Linked DNA regions of Homo sapiens: all the other regions are linked to region 3. A link is a loop called in an ENCODE intact Hi-C map of the cell type or tissue named here. Cell type or tissue: endothelial cell of umbilical vein. All regions are shown on one strand. Region 1 has its middle 22 kb from the start of CLRN3. Region 2 overlaps PTPRE (protein tyrosine phosphatase receptor type E). Region 3 overlaps PTPRE (protein tyrosine phosphatase receptor type E). Region 4 has its middle 24 kb from the start of MKI67.

What was found. A loop is a pair of places that touch in the nucleus more often than their neighbours do. Peaks named below come from ENCODE experiments on the same cell type or tissue, not always from the same donor. Only the 100,000 strongest peaks of a DNase experiment are listed, where the experiment ranks them.
Region 1: it touches region 3 in a loop (11-fold over the local background); 7 of 110 quality-filtered maps call a loop at or near these places.
Region 2: it touches region 3 in a loop (8-fold over the local background); 55 of 110 quality-filtered maps call a loop at or near these places.
Region 4: it touches region 3 in a loop (4-fold over the local background); 3 of 110 quality-filtered maps call a loop at or near these places.

Annotation. Positions count from the first base shown.
Region 1 is chr10:127,868,529-127,873,528 of GRCh38, forward strand. It overlaps the pseudogene BUB1P1. Among named protein-coding and RNA genes, the nearest start is that of CLRN3, 22 kb to the right of the region's middle. In endothelial cell of umbilical vein, CTCF peaks have their summits at 2,106 (motif pointing right) and 4,554 (motif pointing right); a DNase peak (open chromatin) is centred at 2,153; H3K27me3 peaks cover 431 bases.
Region 2 is chr10:128,066,449-128,071,448 of GRCh38, forward strand. It overlaps PTPRE (protein tyrosine phosphatase receptor type E), which reads left to right. Exons shown (of 21, transcript NM_006504.6): 12 at 1,675-1,838; 13 at 3,244-3,379; 14 at 3,853-4,002; 15 at 4,360-4,453. Among named protein-coding and RNA genes, the nearest start is that of AS-PTPRE, 6.5 kb to the left of the region's middle. RefSeq lists a silencer at 2,891-3,088. In endothelial cell of umbilical vein, a CTCF peak has its summit at 3,101 (motif pointing left); a DNase peak (open chromatin) is centred at 3,073.
Region 3 is chr10:128,009,624-128,014,623 of GRCh38, forward strand. The region is part of intron 2 of PTPRE (protein tyrosine phosphatase receptor type E); the gene reads left to right. Among named protein-coding and RNA genes, the nearest start is that of AS-PTPRE, 50 kb to the right of the region's middle. In endothelial cell of umbilical vein, a CTCF peak has its summit at 1,896 (motif pointing left); DNase peaks (open chromatin) are centred at 288, 1,908 and 4,228; H3K27ac peaks cover 948 bases.
Region 4 is chr10:128,147,937-128,152,936 of GRCh38, forward strand. No RefSeq gene overlaps it. Among named protein-coding and RNA genes, the nearest start is that of MKI67, 24 kb to the left of the region's middle. RefSeq lists a silencer at 2,064-2,503. In endothelial cell of umbilical vein, a CTCF peak has its summit at 2,260 (motif pointing left); a DNase peak (open chromatin) is centred at 2,235; H3K4me3 peaks cover 465 bases; H3K27me3 peaks cover 205 bases.

The DNA.
Region 1 (5,000 bases), 140 kb before region 3:
CTGTGAGGTTTGCAAGATCAAAACTATTTTCATCACAATACTTAGATGTTATTTCCTTTTTTCTTTGGGGATACTTGAACAGATGGTGGAAAAGCAATGGTGGGTGAGATGGGTTGACCTTACCACAGTATCAAGGCATTGGCATCAAACTGCACAACTTGTCACTGGGGACATCACCACCCCATACTTGGAGGAGTGTGGATGATTTGTCTAGTGCTATCTGTGGAGTGTTGAAGTCCCCCACTATTATTATGTTACTGTCTATCTCTTTTCTTAGGTCTAATGGTAATATTTTTATGAATCTGAGAGCTCAGATTTTATTATATGTAAAAATGCATATATATTTAGGATTGTTATGTCTTCTGATTGAATTGGTCCTTTTATCATTATATAATGTCATTCCTTGTCTGTTTTTACTGTTGTTGCTTTAAAGCCTGTTTTATCTGATATAAGAATAGCTATTCCTGCTCATTTTGTTTTCCAATTGCACAAAATATCCTTTCCCACCCCTTTACCTTGAGTCTATATGAACCCTCACATGTTAGTTGTGTCTCTTGAAGACAGCAGATATTTGGTTTGTAATTTTTTATCCATTCTGCCAATCTGTATCTTTTAAGTGGAGAATCTAGGTCATTTATATTCAACATTAACATTGTGATGTAGGTTACTGTTTCAGTCATTGTATTGATTGTTACCTAGTAACTTTTTTTTCTCCGTTGTGTTATTGTTTTATAAACCCTGTAAATTCTATGCTCTCAGGAGTTTCTGTTCTGTGTGTATCAACCTTTAGTTTCAAGATTTAGAACTCCTTTTCACATTTCTTTCAGGACTGGTTTAATATTAACAAATTCCCTCAGAATTTGCTTGTCTGAGAAAGATTTTATTTCTCCTTTATTTATGAAACTTAGCTTTGCTGGATACAAAATTCTTGACTGACAATTATTCTGTTTGGAGGAGACTAAAGATGGGACTCCATTGCATTCTGTCATGTAATGTTTCTGCTGAGAAGTCTGCTGTTAGTCTGATAGGTTTTCCTTTGTAGGTTACCTGGTGCTTTTGTCTGACTGCTCTTAGAATTTTTTCCTCTACATTGACTTTAGATAGCCTGATGATTATATGCCTTGGTGATGTCCTTTTTGCAATGAGTCTCCCAGGAGTTCTTTGAGCTTCTTAGACATGTATTTGCATGTCTAAATCTCTAGAAAGGCTAGGGAAGTTTTCCTCAATTACTTACTCAAATAGGTTTTCCCTACTTGTTGCTTTTTCTTCTACCTCAGGGATGCCTATAATTCTTAGGTTTAGCTGTTTTCCCATATTTCTTGGAAACTTCGTTTATTTTTTTTAATTCTTTTTTTCCTTTATTTTTGTCTGATTAGGTTAATTTGAAAGCCTTGTCTTTGAGCTCTGAAATTCTTTCTTCTACTTGGTCTAGTCTATTGCTAAAACTTTCCACAGTATTTGTAGTTCCCCAGATATGTCTTTCATTTCCAGAAGTTCTGATTGTTTTTTCTTTAAAATATGCCTCTCCTTAGAAAGTTTTTCACTCATGTCCTGAATTGTTTTTAATATTTCTTTATGTTGGTTTTCACCTTTCTCTTGTCTCTCCTTTAGTAACTTAATAATTTACCTTTTGAATTCTTTATCTGGTATCTCAAAGATTTCATCTTGACTTAGACTCACTGCTGGAGAGTTAGTGTAATCTTTTGTGGGTGTTTTTAGAACCTGTTTTTTCATATCACCAGAATTATCTTTCTGATTTACTCTCATTTGGGTAGACTCTTTCTTCTTATGATTTTTAAATTAATTTTTATTTGACTGGTTTTAAAACATTTCCCCGTGAGGATGTGACTTTAATGTTTATAGTTCATTGTCACCTAGCTTCAGCTCTGCATACTTTCAGTGGCAAAGACTCTGAGTTCCTTGGTTATGGAGAATCTTTGTGTGATGGATTTCTCAGATGCTGGATGTACTAAAAATGTGTTGTGTGTGTAAGCAGATTCACTGTCTCATGTGGGGCTGGAATGGCCGTGGTCTCATGAATATCTCATTTCCCAGTGATGTGCACTTAAAAAGAAAAATTCCCCAGTATTTTATTCACTAGGTTGAACAGTTCAGGCTTCGGGCCAGTAGGAGGTGCCAATGGGTTAAAAAGAAAATGGCTGCAGCTAAAGCAGGTGGGTAAAAGCGATATCCCAGTGGTGGGTGGAGGTCCCAGCTTTGACAGAGGTGACTGAGGAAGCTGTCAGTAAAATGCACTGAGTTCTTTTCAGGGGGAGGTGAGGGATCCACCACAGTTCTCCTTCCAGGCCAGAAGGAAAGTAATCCACCTCCCAGCCCACTCCTGACCTGGTATTCCAGCTGTTAGATCAGACAGGCAGCTCTTATTCATCAGGAATACTGATGTTTCATGTAGAAAGGGGTTGTGAATCTCTCTCTCTCTCTCTCTCTCTCTCTCTCTCTCTCTCTCTCTCTCATGCAAGCCTGAACCTGGAAGGGAATGCTGTGGGGATGCAGTCACCCTAGAGTGTTCCAGAAAGGGTGCCTACTAATGCACCCACACCAAGCTCCTATGGGAGAAGCCCCCGCTACCTCTGCAGTGGTGGTCAAGGGATGGAAGAAGTCCCCTTCTCCAAGACCATTCACAAGTATCAGGGCTGCCTGACTACTTGGGTAGAGCAACAGACTTTCCCCACCGAACCGAGCACTGCACCTGTGCCTCTGCTGAAAGAAACTTCCCACCCGTGGAAAGTTCTAGCACTCAAGGCCTGCCTTCTGAATTCCTTTGTCTCATAGGGTCCTCCCTTAATGTGTGCATTCTCACTTCCCCTAGGAGTAGCAGCCCCTGAAGGCCAGACTACTGTGAATGCTGCTGCTCCTCTGGGTCTAGCCACCCAGTCGGGCTGCCACATTCCAGGCTGGTGCTAGGGATATCTACAAGGGATCCAATGATGTAACTTGTCCAGTCTCCCAGCAGTGGCAGGGGAGAGACATAGACTGAGATTTTCTTGGTTGTAAATAGCCTTAGCATGTTGGCTTTCTCAAAGCCAACAATAGTAGTAACGTACTAGGTATATGGAAACGTACTTTCCATATGGAAAGACTCAACATCTGGTTAGCCAGGGTGATGCAGGCAATGTCAGTAGGCGAGGTTGCACAGAGGTTTTCTTCTTCCTGAGTAATGTGTTATTGTGCCTGCAGATGCTGCAATGGATGGTGGCAGCTGGCCACCAGCCAGGAGGTGGCACTCGCAAAAGATCACCAGCTGAGGTGGTAGTGATGGGGTTGGTGCTTGCCTCATGTTACCCAGGGGAGGTACTCTGGAGTCTCAGGCAATGGGCGGGGTCCTGGAGTTCCCAAACGTCCCTGTCCCTTGTGTTTACCAGGGCAAGTGAAGGGGCAAAGCGGGTCAGGCTAGATCAGGTAAGTCCACGCCCTGGCTCCCTACATGCAGGGGCAAGCAGTGTCCTCAGCGGGGGATTGGAGGGCAGTTCTCTGGCTGCTGGGATAATGTTCCAGAGATGAGTGTAGCTGCCGCTGCTGCACAAAAGAATCCGCATGGGGAGTGAGGAGTAACAGGCGGCAGTCAGTCCCACTCAGCTCCCACGCACTTGGCAAGGAAGGCCTCACACCCGCAGGGTTCAGCCAACAGCAGCGAGCTGGGTTCCAGGCAGCCTGCTCTCAGAACTCAAAACCGCCCAGGCCATGAGTCTTCCTGATAGAGACAGAAACCTGGCTTTCATGCTTCGGCCCTCCAGGTCCACCCGGGAAGCAGGGGTGCCAGCTCCTGCACTCGTGGCCATAGCACACTTCCCAGTTGCCCCTGGGTTCAAGCCAATAGGGTTCGTCCCCTCTCGAGATTATGTGGCAAAACTCAGTTGGGAGCTTCTCTCACCCTGTGACCACCGCCTGAGTCGGCTGGCAGACTTCCACAAGGGCCCCTGTGGGATGGGATCAGGAATGGCTTCGCTCCATCACCGCTGGAGCCTGGGAGTGCCCACAGAGCCTGTCCCGATGCTGCTCCTCCCTCTGTTCTCCCCACCACTCACTAACTCGGCTCCAGTGCTGGGCAGGGTCATGGGCTTCTGAGGGTTGCAGCTCCCCTGTGGGAGTGAGCGTCTTGGCAGCTGTGTCTCCCCTCACGCTCTAGAGACTCAAAGTCTTCCATCTGCTTCGCGGTATAGGCTGCTGCCCGCCACTTCTTTCAAAGGGACTATGGTTTCTTTCCCTTTCTGTTAAGTTCCTGTGTTGCTCTTGGAGAAAAGTTCACAGTGTGACTCTCTATACACTATTTCGTCTTTCCAAGTGGGAGAGGCAGGCTAACTAACAATGCCTCCCATCTGCTAGCTTGGGGGAAGAAAAAGGTTCATTGATCTTAAGACCAGAACCTATTTAGGAAGACAGGAAAGATACTGGTCAGCATGTAGTGTCCAGTGAAAATGGTTACATTTGTAGTCAAAAGGTCAATGTTTCCCAGTGTATATACCACAAGAGTCCTGCACACTGGGTTACTCAAAATGAGACGGGCCTGGGGCCAGCAGAGGGAGGCCAAGGTCTACTACTGGGAAGTGCACTTTGGACTTTGTGCAACCCTTTTATACACACGCAGGGCCGCTGCCATGCTATAGGTCCCAGGTGTGCCTCGAGGAGACGTTGGCGGGTAAATCTGCATCAGAATATCTGCTCAGCCTCTCCTTGGTTGTGGCATGGTGGGGACGCCACTTTGCCAACCTAAGCCTTAGTGGCTCATCTATCAGATGGGGTTAACTATAAAACAACACAGGATATTGCTGTGAGGATTCAACACAATCTCCTGTTTGCAGGGTTTGGGGCAGGCACACCCTGAGGCCTGGCACCTGTGGCTGTGGTCTCTGCTATTGCAACAGCCTTGAAGACTGGGACCCCTACTGGGACCCCCGCTCTCTTCTGGGGGACCCTGGAAGGCTCCACCATATCCCTACACTGAGTAAGAAAAGGAGAAGCTTCCCCCTGTGGGAACAGTG
Region 2 (5,000 bases), 57 kb after region 3:
AGGAGGAAGACCAGTCATTGGAGGGGCCTGGGGGTGAGGTCCTCCCTCAGTAGCACAGTGACATTTCACACACTGACTGGGAGGTGGGGTTTTTTTCTAACACTTTCCGAATTCTGTCTGAAACCTCCTCGTTATTTTCCACACTTGGGTTCTGCTAGTTCCACCACCCCAAAAGGTTTAAGAGAGAGATCAGTAAAAATATGTGTATGCAAAGCAGATGAAATCAAGATATAGAAGAAAGTTTAAAACCATAGAGAAAAGACAGAAGACCATTTTGTCAGGATTTAAAGATACAGTCATTGGCATAATTAGGTCACAAAATAAGTGTCTGAGGTTCCAAGAAGCCACAGCAAAAAAGGAAAAGGATGAGCTGATTATTCTTATCCTATCCCCTGCTGGCATCTCTCCCAGAAATGTGCACACAGGCGCACACAGGCACTCACATGCACACGCACACACATACTCCCACACACAGGCACACACATGCACACATGCACATACACCCACACACAGGCATACACATGCACACACACCCACACACAGGCACACACACGTACACCTACCCACACACAGGCACGCACATGCACATACTCCCACACACATGCATGCACATGCACACGTACACCCACACACAGGCACACACATGCACACACACGCACACAACCGTACAATGCATGCACGTTCACACACACATGTGCACACACACCCCACTCACATGCACACATGCACACATTCACACATGTGCACACACATACACCCACACACATTCACATGCACACACATGCACACACGCACACACATTCATGCACATGCATACATGTGCACACACACGCACCCACACACGCACAGATGCACACATGCACATTCACACATGTGCACACACATACATCCACACACATTCACACACGCACACGTGCACACATGCACACATTCACACATGTGCACACACACATACACGCACATGGGTGCACACGTGTACGCACCCACATTCACACATGCACACACATGCATACATGTGCACACATTCACACGTGCGCACATACACACATTCACCCACACATACATGCGCACACATGCACACATACACATGCATACATGTGCACACACATGCACACACATCTACTTCCAAATACGCTGTGTATCACCTTCCGTGATCTGGGCAAGGGAATTAAACTCATGGGCTCTGGGTCCAAAAGCTGAGAGAGGCTCTGAGGGCAGGTCTGGGAGACTCCAAAGAGCAGGCCGACTGCATCATCTGTCCTCCCAAATGTAAGACAGCTTTGCCCAAGGAAGGATGTGCTGTTGGTGATTACTCAGCACCACCGGCCTGAGGTGGGACTGTCCAGGCAAGATGGGCCATGGCCGCCCTGCTTGCACGGGGGTCTGTGAGCACACAGACCAACTTTGGGGATGTGTCTGGCTGCTTGGGCCCTGCCTGACCTGGGCATAGACGGTTGCTGCGGGCCCTGTTCTGTGGCCCCAAAAGCAGCACATGTTCAGAGTCGGCAGGGGTAAGGTCCAGGCTGTCTGGCTCAGGCAGGCCCTCTGTGGATGGGCCCCTCCCCTACGCAGCCCCAGCACAGGGGAGCCCACGGCGGCGTCCTCAGAATGAGATGCTGGGGGAGCAGGGGGAGGATTGTTTCACCCACTCTTGTCTCCCCGCGTCCCCCGCAGCAGCTCCCCGACGGCTGCAAAGCCCCCAGGCTGGTCTCACAGCTGCACTTCACCAGCTGGCCCGACTTCGGAGTGCCTTTTACCCCCATTGGGATGCTGAAGTTCCTCAAGAAAGTAAAGACGCTCAACCCCGTGCACGCTGGGCCCATCGTGGTCCACTGTAGGTACGCTGTGGGGGCCACGGGGCGGGACCCTCAAGGGCAGGCCACAGTGGGATGACTCATCCTCATGGGCAATGCCAGGGGACCAATATCAGGGTGGGCAGAGGTTTGGGCAGGGCTGATGTGAACACAAATGTCAGTGACTGAGCCAGGCCCCAAGAACCCTACAGGAGAATGTTCAGAGAGCCCCCTCTTCATCCCAGTCGATAAAACCCACCAAAGCCAGGAGGCTCCGGTTGATGGTGGGAATGGAGTTCTGGGCAGGTCTGCTTGGCCGCCCTCACCTCTCCCCGGGAATCCCAAGTCACCTCTGGGAACCAAGATGGAAATGAGAGAAAGCCCCCTGGTTTCTACAGGAAGCCCCCCAACAACACACAAGTCGTTATGGAAGAGCACACCATGCTCAGATGGGCCCCCACAGCAGAGTCTTCCAGAACACGCTGTCCTGGAGACCAGGGTCCGAGGACCAGGCTGCCCCTCGCCAGCTGCCACTTCAGCCTCGGTTTCCTCACCTGTGATGGGAAGGACAGCCTCGGCGGAGCCTGTGACTGGCATCTGGGTGGGCTTTGCACAACATGAAGAATTACTCAAATGTACAGCCAAGGCCACCCCACAACCCCCTGTCCACAGAGAGCCCCACTTGTTCCTGGCAGTGATTGGCCTCACCAGGGTATCACTTTGATTAGATACTAAGTTTCCATCTGTTACAGACAGGTTCATTCTGAGTATCACAGCACTGCCAGGGACAAAAGCCACCTGCACGCAGTGATGCAGGCGCTCTGCACCTGTCATGCAGGTGTTCACGAGAAGCCGTCCAGGAACCCCCGAAGAACGGGCTTTCCCCAAGTCTGAGCAACACTCGCTTGCTGGGGCCAAGCAGAGGCTGGACCCCACCCCACCCACCCTCCAGTGTAGCTCATACTGGGAAGAATTTGCAGGGTCAGATAACAGTAATCTGACAGATGCCACCTCACTTAATGCCCCGAGTCAGATGACTTGGTTTGCCCAGTTTGACAGAGAGGGAGGCTGGATACCAGAGCTGTTGCATAGTTGATCTGAGGTCCCTCTGCTCCCAGGGGGACAGATCTAGGATGCCAATCACACATATAAGAAGAAGACACTGTTTGGTAAGTGAGAAAAATTCTCCACACAGCCTAATCCGAGGCTTACTGCACCAGCTGTTAATGTGCCTCTTAGTAGAGTGTCGGTGGCTATCAGAGGACCGGCCTGAGATCACTTTACTGAGACCACAGCTCCCTCTGGTGGCTGCACTGTAGCTTTGCTCCTAATTAACCAAAAAAACAAAAAGTTGCATCCAGTGACCTGGGTGCGCAGGCCCCTTCGGGGCCTTTCATTTACTTCGGGAGGAGTGTGACTCACGACGCAGCATCTTTCTCTTTCCCCAAAGCGCGGGCGTGGGCCGGACGGGCACCTTCATTGTGATCGATGCCATGATGGCCATGATGCACGCGGAGCAGAAGGTGGATGTGTTTGAATTTGTGTCTCGAATCCGTAATCAGCGCCCTCAGATGGTTCAAACGGATGTGAGTCATGCCTTCCTCTTGCCCTGATCTAGCTTCCCAAAGCAAACCCGATGCCTTCGCCACACAGGTGTGCAGGGCCCTGGCTCTGATGGGCACGTGGCAACCAGCCTGGGCCTGGCCTGGCTTCGCTCCCCATAGCCTTCCCTGCCCACGCGTGGGACCTCAGGGACTCCCTCGTCCTCATCTTTCCCTCGTATCCTCATGTGAGATGGGGCAATCCTACTCCCCCAAACGGTGCATGTACACAGTGCGTGGCGTGCTCACCAATGTGAGGCTCTGCTGCTACCGTTCTCCTTACTCAAGGGCATAAATGGTCGTTATCCGTGGCCGGTACTCTGACTCTTGCCTCACACCTCCTTGTGTTGGCAAAAAGAGAAAAAGAAGAAAGCCGCCCTCTTTGGTCTGCCAAGCTCCACGTGGGCCAAGACTGCAGGGCAGAGTTGAGGGTGTGGGCACCCCTGGCCTCTCTGCAGATGCAGTACACGTTCATCTACCAAGCCTTACTCGAGTACTACCTCTACGGGGACACAGAGCTGGACGTGTCCTCCCTGGAGAAGCACCTGCAGACCATGCACGGCACCACCACCCACTTCGACAAGATCGGGCTGGAGGAGGAGTTCAGGGTGAGTACAGCTGACCCTCCTCTCCATCCTGGTGTAAGCAGCCAAGGGCACGAGGAAAACAGGTGACCATTTAAAGGAAGCCTCTTTCAATCACTTGCCCCTTAACTGACCTCAGAAAAAGCAGGGGCAATACCTGAGCCATGATTTACAAGGGAAGAAGGATCAGGTGGCTTTCAGAGCCTCATAGCAGCCCTACTAGGCACACATTTGTATTTCCCAATGCTAAGGAGGCTTCCTGGGTTGGAGAGTGGTTTCCTTTGAGCAGGCGTCCTTGCCAGCAGCACTAGTCCTCGGCTGAGCAATGTGCTCAGGAGTGTCAGAGGTTTAACTGTGTCATTATATCCTTCTCTGCTGCAGAAATTGACAAATGTCCGGATCATGAAGGAGAACATGAGGACGGGCAACTTGCCGGCAAACATGAAGAAGGCCAGGGTCATCCAGATCATCCCGTGTAAGGCACCCGTGGCGTGGCTTGGGCAGGGCTGGGGCGGGGCTGGTGCCGGAGGCTTTCATCCTGGAGAAGCCATTGACCGCTTACCCCTGTGCACCAGGGTCAAAAGCAGGGTGTCCTCTGGCCTCAGGCTAAGGGCTCCTGTGTGCTGTACCAAATGTCAGGTAGAAAAGACACCTGTGAAGCACCAGCTGACCCAGACAGTCCTGCATGGGTCTCAGGCAAGCTGCTTCGGATATGAGCTTGCAGATGCGGGAGGGCAGCCGAGGCTGATTTCAGGGGAGGGCTTCACAGAAGCTGGAGATTTGCGGCAGGCACGACTTGGGATTCCTTGTCTCATTCCTTGTCTCCCCAAGCCTGGGCAGAGGCCCGCCTCCCCCTTACACAGAGGGGCCTGAGCCACCCAGCCGAGGCCATGCAGGTGAACTCAGCTGAGACCACCTAGGAAAAGGCTGTGGCCTTGAGGAGGACAAGAAATGGGCCTAGGGTAGAGTCAGGACACTGGTCTGCCACCCAGGTCATGGGAGAGGGAAGGAGGACCTGGCAG
Region 3 (5,000 bases):
GGACTGGAGCTCGGGTCGTCCTGAACTTGTGGCCCAGGCTCTTTGCAGTGCGTGTGCTGCAAAGGACAGCCCTGAAAGATGCTGAAAAGAATTCAGTCATTTAGGTTTTAAAACTTGGGCTTTCCCAGCTCCTTCATTGTTTAAATATCACCAATGAAATGGAGGAAATTTATTTAGCACATAATTGTAGTCTCGTTTCATATGAAGACAACAACATTTCTCTCTTGTTTCTGAGTGGTGGCCTCACCCCCCTCCATGGCCAGGAGTCAGGGGGACATATGAGTCACCGTCCAAGCCCTGACCCTTATGAGAGAAAGCAGGCAAGACTGATAATTGCACTGAGCAATGACCATGAGCTGAGATGGTCTGGAACTCACAGGGGCACGTGGTCACCCTATTTATAGAACATCTTACAGTGATGAGGGCCATTCATTCATTCATTCACTCACTCACTTATTCATCCCTCAAGTCCTTCTGGGCAGCCCCTGGGTGCCAGGCCCTTTGCTGGCCGTAAACCAGGCCGACTTGTCCCCAGCCCTTCCAGCCTGGATACCTGAGTGGGGGTGGTTTGTAGCCCCTCTGTTCTCACACCAGAGATTACTTCCCATTTTATAGGTTGCCAAATGTACATGAGCGCCCACACACAGAAAATGGCAGAGCCCAGGGACTCTGAAGCCTGGTGGTTGAGGTATGCCCAGCCTTTGCTAAAGACAGCAGAGAATAGCTTGGCTTGGGGAATTGAAATTTTTTCTTGCCTGAGAAATATGAGAACTCCTCCCTTTGCCGGGGCACAGATCCCATCACCACCAGGTCAGGGAAGAGACCATGCGGTTCCCAGCCCAGTGCTCTCTGCCTTTTTCTCTCTCCTACTTCCTTCTCCTCTCAACTTTAGATCCCCAGCCACAACCGTCAAACCCTGTTCCTTTTCTTTTCTTTTCTTTTCTTTTCTTTTCTTTTCTTTTCTTTTCTTTCCTTTTGAGATGGAGTCTCGCTCTGTCGCCCAGGCTGGAGGGCAGTGAGGGCAGTGGCGCGATCTTGGCTTACTACAAGCTCCGCCTCCCGGGTTCACACCATTCTCCTGCCTCAGCCTCCTGAGTAGCTGGGACTACAGGTGCCCGCGGACACGCCCGGCTAATTTTTTGTATTTTTAGTCGAGATGGGGTTTCACCGTGTTAGCCAGGATGGTCTTGATCTCCTGACTTCGTGATCCACCTGCCTCGGCCTCCCAAAGTGCTGGGATTACAGGCGTGAGCCACTGCTCCCGGCCTTAAACCCTGGTTCCTTAAACAGCTGGTAACCCATCCATTAAGCGGAAGGCAGGCAGAAGGTTCGTGTCCCAGGAGCCACCCGTCTTCCTGAATTGCCACCCCTGTCCTAAGCATGACACTTCATTTGTACATACTTTGAGTTATAGTCTCCAGAATAATTAATTTTAATATTTATGGAAGAATCGATTCCGTGGGAAGAAAGCCAATTTCCTGAACATGGCATGCGGTTTAATGGGTAATTCTCTCTGTCATTCTAGGCAAGAAAAGTCCATTTGGGTGTTAAATTTCTTGGCTGGGGTAGAGATAACAGACCCACAGATTGTAAAATTCCAGGCTGGGACATGGGTGTGAGGATGACTTTTGGGAATTCAGATGAATCTTAGAATGCTAGTTCCTAATTAATCACTGTAACACGGCGAGTGAATGGAGAGGAAAAGCTATTTAAGAACAAATGTTTGGGCATTGGTGAAGTGGTTACGTTTCTAGAGTGATCCTGCAAGGATACTGGTTGAGGTGACTGGGGGACCCCGGAGGAGGCGCGGGTTAGGAAGGTTCTGAGCGTGGCCTGGGCGCACCAGGCGGGTGCGCGGTAGACGTTCCTGTGGCTTACCCGACGGTGCCACCTTCTGGTCACCTCTGGCATAGCACCCGGGCTTCAAGCTTGGCGCATGCGCGGAAGCGTCCCCGTAGCCCGACCCCATCCCTAATGCTTCCAAATTCAGGTGCTAAGTTGAGCCCATAAAATGCAAAGTTATAACACCATTTCACTAGAAATTCCTTTTAGGACACTCCTGTCACTCTATGCTTCCTCTATCTGTCCTGTTGGGCTGTGAGCATCCTAGGGGCTCCCCCCTCCACCCCAAGAGGGTGCCATGGCTGGTGCCCAGCCAAGCTCAGCAACTGTGGGTGCCTCACACGTGCCAGTTCACAGGCGGTGGCCTAAACACCTGGAATGTGGCTGTCACTGTCCCCCTCCCACCAGCTCAGAGCAGAACCTGGGCCAGAGAGTCCACCTGTGTCCTCACCCATCCTAAGGGCGGAAACTGTCCCAAGATCAGAGAAGGGAAAAACCTCTAAGAGACAGATGACATGCCCAGGGTGACAAGATAGACAGCCCAGGTGTGAACCCAGGTCCACCTGTCTCCTGGCTCAGAGTGACAAGATTGTGAGCCTGGGTGTGAACCCAGGTCCACCTGTCTCCTGGCTCAGAGTGACAAGATTGTGAGCCCGGGTGTGAACCCAGGTCCACCTGTCTCCTGGCTCAGAGTGACAAGATTGTGAGCCCAGGTGTGAATCCAGGTCCACCTGTCTCCTGTGTTGGGGCTCTTTTCAGAGTGCTGGCCGCCTCCTGGAGCCTCCCAATGCAACTCACCTTTGCAACTCAAGGGTGATTTTAGGGCAATAAAATGCTCCAGGATAGATCTGACCTTGTGGTCACTCAAGAGTCCAGCAACTTCCTGGCCAATAAACCAAACTTCTCCTTGCCCTGCACCTGTGAGGTCTGGCCCATCCTCCCCATGAGCCTGAGCTAGTAAATATCCAGTGTCACCTGCTACCCTTGCTTTGCTGAGAAGCCCCAGATGAAGCTCCTCACCATGGCAGCGAGGCACCCACCCAGCCTTGGGAGAGAGGCTCATGCCATCAGCTTTGTCCTAACAGCTGTGCTGTTGAACGCCTGGGTTTCTGCTCAGCTCAGGAGTCATTAAGGTGCACCTGCTACTTGCTAGGCATGGACGAGGCATCATTTCCTGTCCTTGGGAGCTTCACAAGAGCAGAGGTGGGGGCTAGCTCTGGTGGCATATTCAGCACCTAGGACACCTATGTCAAATACAAGGATTCCAGTAATTTTTCAAAAGGTTGGCACCAGCCACTCCCCACAACCCTACCTTGAACCCACTGAAGTCTTTTTCAGGGGAGTGTGGTCTCCCAGTTAGACTAGAAATCCCTGGAAGGCAGCAAGGTTGTCGAATCTGGTTAATTAAACAAGGCCTCCTTCCCTGCTCTGTATCCAGAAGACAGTCAGTAAATATTTGTTAAACAAATAAACACATTTCTATTACTGGCTCTTGGTCAGTAAAATCAGCATTTCTTTAAAAATTCATGAGCGCCGTAGTGCTTCCCACTGTGAGAGCAAGCCATGTTATGAAATTGGCATGAATTTTCTATTAAAGAGAAGAGTCTATTTAATAAAATACTCCCAAAGGGTAGCTTTTTGGGTTACTGCTGTGCTGCATTATAATTTTCTATAATTACATGCTGTTGACTGTAGTTTACCAACAGAGTGTCAGTAAAGAAAAACGTAACCCTGGAACTGTATTACTTCAAGTGTGTAGCCTTACCAAATGGAAACTCATCGGTTAGCTGGGTCGAGGGTGGCAAAGAGAGTGTTCTCCGAAGTCGTGAGTAGAGGAAACATAAAGTTGCCCTGCAGCTCTCAATGTGTGCGGTCAAAACAAATAGCTGGGGGGATCTGTTAGGAAACCTGTTGGGATAATCTAGAAATGGAGGGAGAATCCTATCTTGGAGCGCCACTGGGGGCTGCTAGTAGAAAGGAGTTTGATGGACAGCAGCTTTAAGGGGCAGCACCTGCTGAGAAAAGCAATCCTTTAAACGGTCACATGGTAGACAGAGGAGGGATGTGCTATGATCTGAATGTCTGTGTCCCCCCCCAGATTTATATGCTGAAATCTGATCACCAATGTGCTGGGTTGAGGAGGCGGGGCCTTGGGAGGTGATTAGGTCATGAAGGTGGAGCCCTCTTGAATGGGATTAGTGCCCTTACAAAATAGGCTCCAGGGGACCTATTTGTTGAGGACACAGCAAAAAGGTCTTGAACAGGCAGAGGGCCCTCCCCAGACACCACATCCGCTGGCACCTTCATCCTGGACTTCTCAGCTTTCAGAACTGTGAGGAGCTTCTGTTGTTTACCCAGTCTAAGATATTTTGTTATGGCAGCTGGGCTGACTAAGACAGTGTGTAGAGGGAGTTTCCCGAAGGCAGGGCTGTGTTTGTTGTGTTCACCTTTGAATGCAAGTAGGTGCCAGTAAGTAGTGGAATGCATGCATGTGTGCGTGCAGGAGGCTACCACGGAATTAGACAAGACCCAATGTGCCCCTACCTCTGCCATTCTCTTGAAGTGTGCCTCAGGCCAAATTGCCTGTCCTCTCTGGGTCGTGGTCATCTCTGTTCTAGATGAGGATTCTGATCCTCCGTCCCAGACTGGCTGGCAAAGCAGGAGATGCACCACCCTAACAAGTCTGATGAGGACCAGGGCTTTGGCAGGGACCCCAGCTCCACAGGTCCCCTCCAGGCACTGGCAGAGGGTGCGTCCCCTCACAGCTGGGGTGTCCAGGGAGGTTGTGAAGCAGCTTCTCTGAGTTATAAAATATGGAGCGTTCTCTCCTTAGTTGCAATTTGGGGTCAAATGTTCTCCCAAACAACCGGAGGAGCAGTTATAAATAATGCATGCACATTGTTTGGCCCAATTAACATTCTTCAGAAGATGGGGGCAATTCTTTGAAGTCTCTTCCTTCAAACGGCGTGTATCGAGGGGGACATTGACACACCCCTGTTGGGCTGGGCCAAGCTTTTGCCCTAATTAGATATTTACACAAGAGACCCATGCGAGGAGGGCGGATTTATTTTTAATAAAAGAAGATTAAAATCTGTGTATCTGCAGCATATTAAGGAAGACTGAACCAAATTAAAAATTCTCCCACAACTTTGAATAGT
Region 4 (5,000 bases), 140 kb after region 3:
ACTACAAAGGAATGAACATACACATAATATTGGTATGTGCAACGCTGTGGATGAATCTCAAAAACATTATATGGGGTGAAAGAAATGTGGCAGATAAAACAATATATTGTTTAATTTTATTTATGTGAATTTCCAAAACAGCAAAAGTATTCTATGATAATGGAAACCAGATCAGCGGTTTCCTCTGGGCTGGGTTCATGGGGAGAGGGGAGGGAATTTTCAGAGGTAATAGAAACTTTCATATTTTGATTGATGTGTGGATCACACAGGTGGTTCACATTTGCCAAAACTCTCAGAACTCTACACTTAAGGTCTGTTCATTTTACTATGCATACATTTTTTACCTTAATTAAAGAAACTTTAAAAACCAACCGGGCCGGGCGCGGTGGCTCACGCCTGTAATCCCAGCACTTTGGGAGGCCGAGGCGGGTGGATCATGAGGTCAGGAGATCGAGACCATCCTGGCTAACAAGGTGAAACCCCGTCTCTACTAAAAATACAAAAAATTAGCCGGGCGCGGTGGCGGGCGCCTGTAGTCCCAGCTACTCGGGAGGCTGAGGCAGGAGAATGGCGTGAACCCGGGAAGCGGAGCTTGCAGTGAGCCGAGATTGCGCCACTGCAGTCCGCAGTACGGCCTGGGCGACAGAGCGAGACTCCGTCTCAAAAAAAAAAAAAAAAAAAAACAAACCAACCAGATACAATTCATGGGGCTTATTGGGACCTGAATTGGAAAAATCAACTGTTACAACTCTTAACTACACTTTTATGAAGCAGTTGGAGAAATTTGAACATTGAAATTTGATGGCATCCAGGAAATACTTTTTGGTGTGATGATTTTATTATTAGTGTGGCAATGGCATTGTTATATTAAAAAGAGTCTTTAACTGTTAGTGACACACCCTGGAATATTTATGGAGAAAGAGAGATGATTTCTCACATTTGCTCCAAAATAACCCCACAGGGGTGGGGTACAGTGTGGTTAAGTGTCCTGGGGGTGGGGATTAATAGGTGACACCTAGCTATGAACATCAATCTCTGAAGCTAGGTGATGGGTACACGGGGTTTGTGTATTTTCTTTTCTTTTTTTGAGATGGAGTCTCTCTCTGTGGCCCAGGCTGGAGTGCAGTGACGCGATCTCGGCTCACGGCAACCTCCGCCTCCTGGGTTCAAGGATTCTCCTGCCTCTGCCTCCCCAGTAGCTGTGATTGCAGGACCGTGCCACCACGCCCAGCTAATTTTTGTATTTTTAGTAGAGACAGGGTTTCACCATGTTGGCTGGTCTCGAACTTTCCACCTCAAGTAAACCGCCCGCCTCCGCCTTCCAAAGTGCTGAATTACAGGCATGAGCCACCACGCCCGGCCAGTTTGTGATTCTTTCTACTTCTGTGTATGGTTAAAATTTTGCACGAGAACAAGGTTTTACAATTAAGTGTTTCAGCCATGAAGAACATTAGGAAGTCAGTCGTGGCGGGCATGGGGTTCCGTGACAGGGGTGGAGCTGGCAGGGAGAGGTGCCAGGCCCTGGTGCCGGGGCGCGCCCTACGTCTGGGGACCCCGTCCTGGGGAGTTCCTGGGTCCCGACAGCTTCAAGGCCTCTGGCTCTGGGCGGCCTCAGCATTGTAGTGTCACCCGCCGCCGGCTTCCCGCACAGTCAGGACGACCCCGCGTCCGGTGACAGCCGTCCGACCCCTCTCAGAAAAGGAACTTCCCTTAACATTTAAAGTACATCAATTGCCAACATTTCAAACAAAAATCTAGCTTTCTGGCTTCTCTTGAAAGAGCAAAGGATCAGGTCACCTTCGCAGGCCCAGACTCCACCGTCAGCTGCCGCCGACGGAGCCCACAGAGGAGGCTCGGGCGCCCGCGCCCCCTGCGCAGCGGCCCCTCCGCAGCGGCCCCAGCCCGCGTCCCCGCAGCGCCCCTTCCGAAGCGCCCCCTCCGAAGCGCCCACAGCCCGCGTTCCCGCCCGCACCCCAGCCCGCGCCCCCTGCCCGGGTTCCCGCAGTGCCCCCTCCGCAGCGCCCCCTCCGCAGTGCCCCCAGCCCGCCTCCTCGCAGCGCCCCCCGCAGCGCCCCCCGCAGCGCCCCCAGCCCGCCCCACCTGCAGCGCCCCCAGCCTGTGTCCCCGGCCCGCGACACCAGCCGGCGCCCCGCAGCGCCCCCGCACGTCGGTCACAGGAGCGGAGCCCACGCGGCCCTGGAGCGCGGTGGCTGGGCCCGTAGCGCCACCTGGCGGCGGATCAGGGCCCCCGCGCCCTTGCGTCCTCGGAAGGGGGAGGGGAAGGGACTCCACCCTGCACCCCCCACAGCGCGCTCCCGAGGCCGTTTCCCAAGGATGCGCGGGCCCGAGGGGATGGGGACGCGGCCCGCGCGGCGCGTTCCTGGCTACCTGGAGTCTGGGAATGGCGAATCCCACTCGCAGCGGACACAGGCGAGGCGCAGCGGGACGGGATTGGTGGGAACGGAAACAGCGGTCACCTGGGAGCCCAGAACCAGCGAGTGCGCGGTGCAGCGTTCGCTTACCAAACGTTGTGGGACAAACGCCTTTCAACTGTTTCTGGACGCCAGTGGGCCGGCGTTACCCTGTTGAGCCATTCCTTTCTATTAGCTTACTATTGTTAGTATTGTTATTATTTGGAAACTTTAGCCTACAACGATATATTTATTAATTTGGAAACTTAAGACATATCTGCCCAATCAGCCACTCTGTGTTTTAGGCATTCATCTCTGGTCCGTTTGATCTCAGGCAGCGTGCTGAAAAGGATGAACCGGGCAGCTGGAGTTGTCCAGGGGCACGTAGCCTGCGGGGCGCACGGAGGGGCCTCGAGCGCGTGGCCCTGCGCGTCCCGGGGGGCGCCCGCTGTCCACAGCCGCCTAGGGAGCTCCGCCACCACCCCTCGGAGATGGAACTCCCATGACACAAATTTCCCTATATAGCAAACCTGTGCTTGTACCCCTGAACTTAAAAGTTCTCCCCCACCAAAACACAAAAAACTAAAAACTAAGGAACATTCCTTCCTAGACGTCTATAATCAGTATCATAAAGATCCCCTTGCTGGTGGTTACCCAACTAAGAGTTCATGGAGCAACAGTTTAACTTTTGTTTTCTTTTAAAATCAAAGCTGTACTTACACCTGATTTAAAAAACAAAATAGGTTTAGAAGGCTTGTTACAAATCACACACCCCCGTAACTCAGAGCAACCCTGTTCGGCCCACCTGCTGTTATTCCTTTCCCAGGAGGCAACTGCTTTGGATCCTTTTAGCTAACCAGCGGTGCAGCGACGGATTCTGTGTTGGTGCAGTCCTTCTTGCTGTCTCATGGTTGAGCACCCTTCCCACTGGGGAGATGATAAAGCACACCGGGTTCTTCCCTGTCACCGCCCGCAACCCCCACTCATGCCTTTCCTATCCATGCATGCTTCTCATGTACTTATATTGTGATTTTGACTACAACAGTGTACATTATTACAGCTATGTAAATGCTGTTTGAAGCTAAGCCATGTAGTAAATGATGGTTACCATTTACTTGATTGAACATTTATTTTTTTTTCCTGGAGTCAATTTTCTTTAATTTTTTTTTCCCGTTGCTCAGTTTTATGCATTCATCACAGAGTCATTTGTCTTGACCTTCCAGATGTCTACTTGAGGAAGCCTCTCCCAGAGCTTCTGACGGGGCATCCGGCCTGCACCCTTTACTTCCCAGAGCCTGTGCCTCATGGGGCCTGGCTTCTCCCGACCATTGCCCTGGGATTCTCTTCTCTTCCTGGTGCTTGACCCTAGAGGGCCTGCATTCCTGAGAAATGTTCTTCTTTCTTGGTTTGCTATTGAGCACCCCCACTGGCCATCTCCTAAGAAGCAGTGCATGGGAAGGAGTTTAAAGAACATGCGTGTCTGGGCCGGGTGCGGTGGCTCACGCCTGTAATCCCAGCACTTTGGGAGGCTGAGGCAGGCGGATCACCTGAGGTTGGGAGTTTGAGACCAGCCTGGCCAATATGGCGAGACCCTGTCTCTACTAAAAATACAAAAAATTAGCTGGTCATGGTAGTGGGCGCCTGTGATCCCAGCAACTCAGGAGGCTGAGGCAGGAGAATTGCTTGAACCTATTAGGTGGAGATTGCAGTGAGTCGAGATCACGCCATTATACTCCAGCCTGGGCAACAAGAGTGAAACTCCTCCTAAAAACAAACAAACAAACAAACAAACAAAAAACCTGCTTGTCGGAAAATGCTATTATTCTACTTTACACCTGCTCTGTTCTTGATTTTCCTTTAGAATTTCGGAGGCTTCAGTCCCTTGTTTTTTGGCTCCTGGTTTTGTTGTCAAGAGGCCTGAAGCCAGCCTGATCCCTGATCCCTGATCCTCACCTGTGGCCTGTTTTTCGTTTGCCTTTTTCCTCTCTGGAAATTGGAGGGGTCGTCTGCTTGTTCTGAGAGCTCTGAGTTTTCACCATAGTGTGCATTTCCATGGGCCTACTTTCATCAGTTGCATTCAGGCTGCTTGTGAGGCCCTTTAAGCTAGAATTTCATGATCTGGGGTGTTTTCTAGGATGATTTTATGAGTTAATTTCCTCCCCTTGGTCTTCACTACTCTTTCTTTCTGGACACTCCTGTGATTTGGATATTTGACTTCCTGGGCTGAATCTTTCATTTGCTTGTCCTTTCTTTCCTATTATCAATTTCTTTTTCTTTTGGGTGTCTGGGAGATCGCCTTGATTTTTTTTTTTGTTCCAATCTTTTTGTTAATTTTTTAACCTTTGTTATAGTATTTTTAATTCTCAGGAATACTTTTTTGCTCTCTAAATATTCCTTTTGATGAATCTCTGTCCTTGTTGTATGGTTTTAGTATCTGCTCCCAGCTCTCTGTGGATATTAATGATTTTTTTTCCTTTTCCATATACAGTTTCCGTTTGCCTTGAGTTGCATGTTTCTGTCCATCTGTTTTGGTCACTGTCTTCCACGTGGTTTCCTTTCCTCTGCTGTCCAGTGCTTCCTGATCATTTG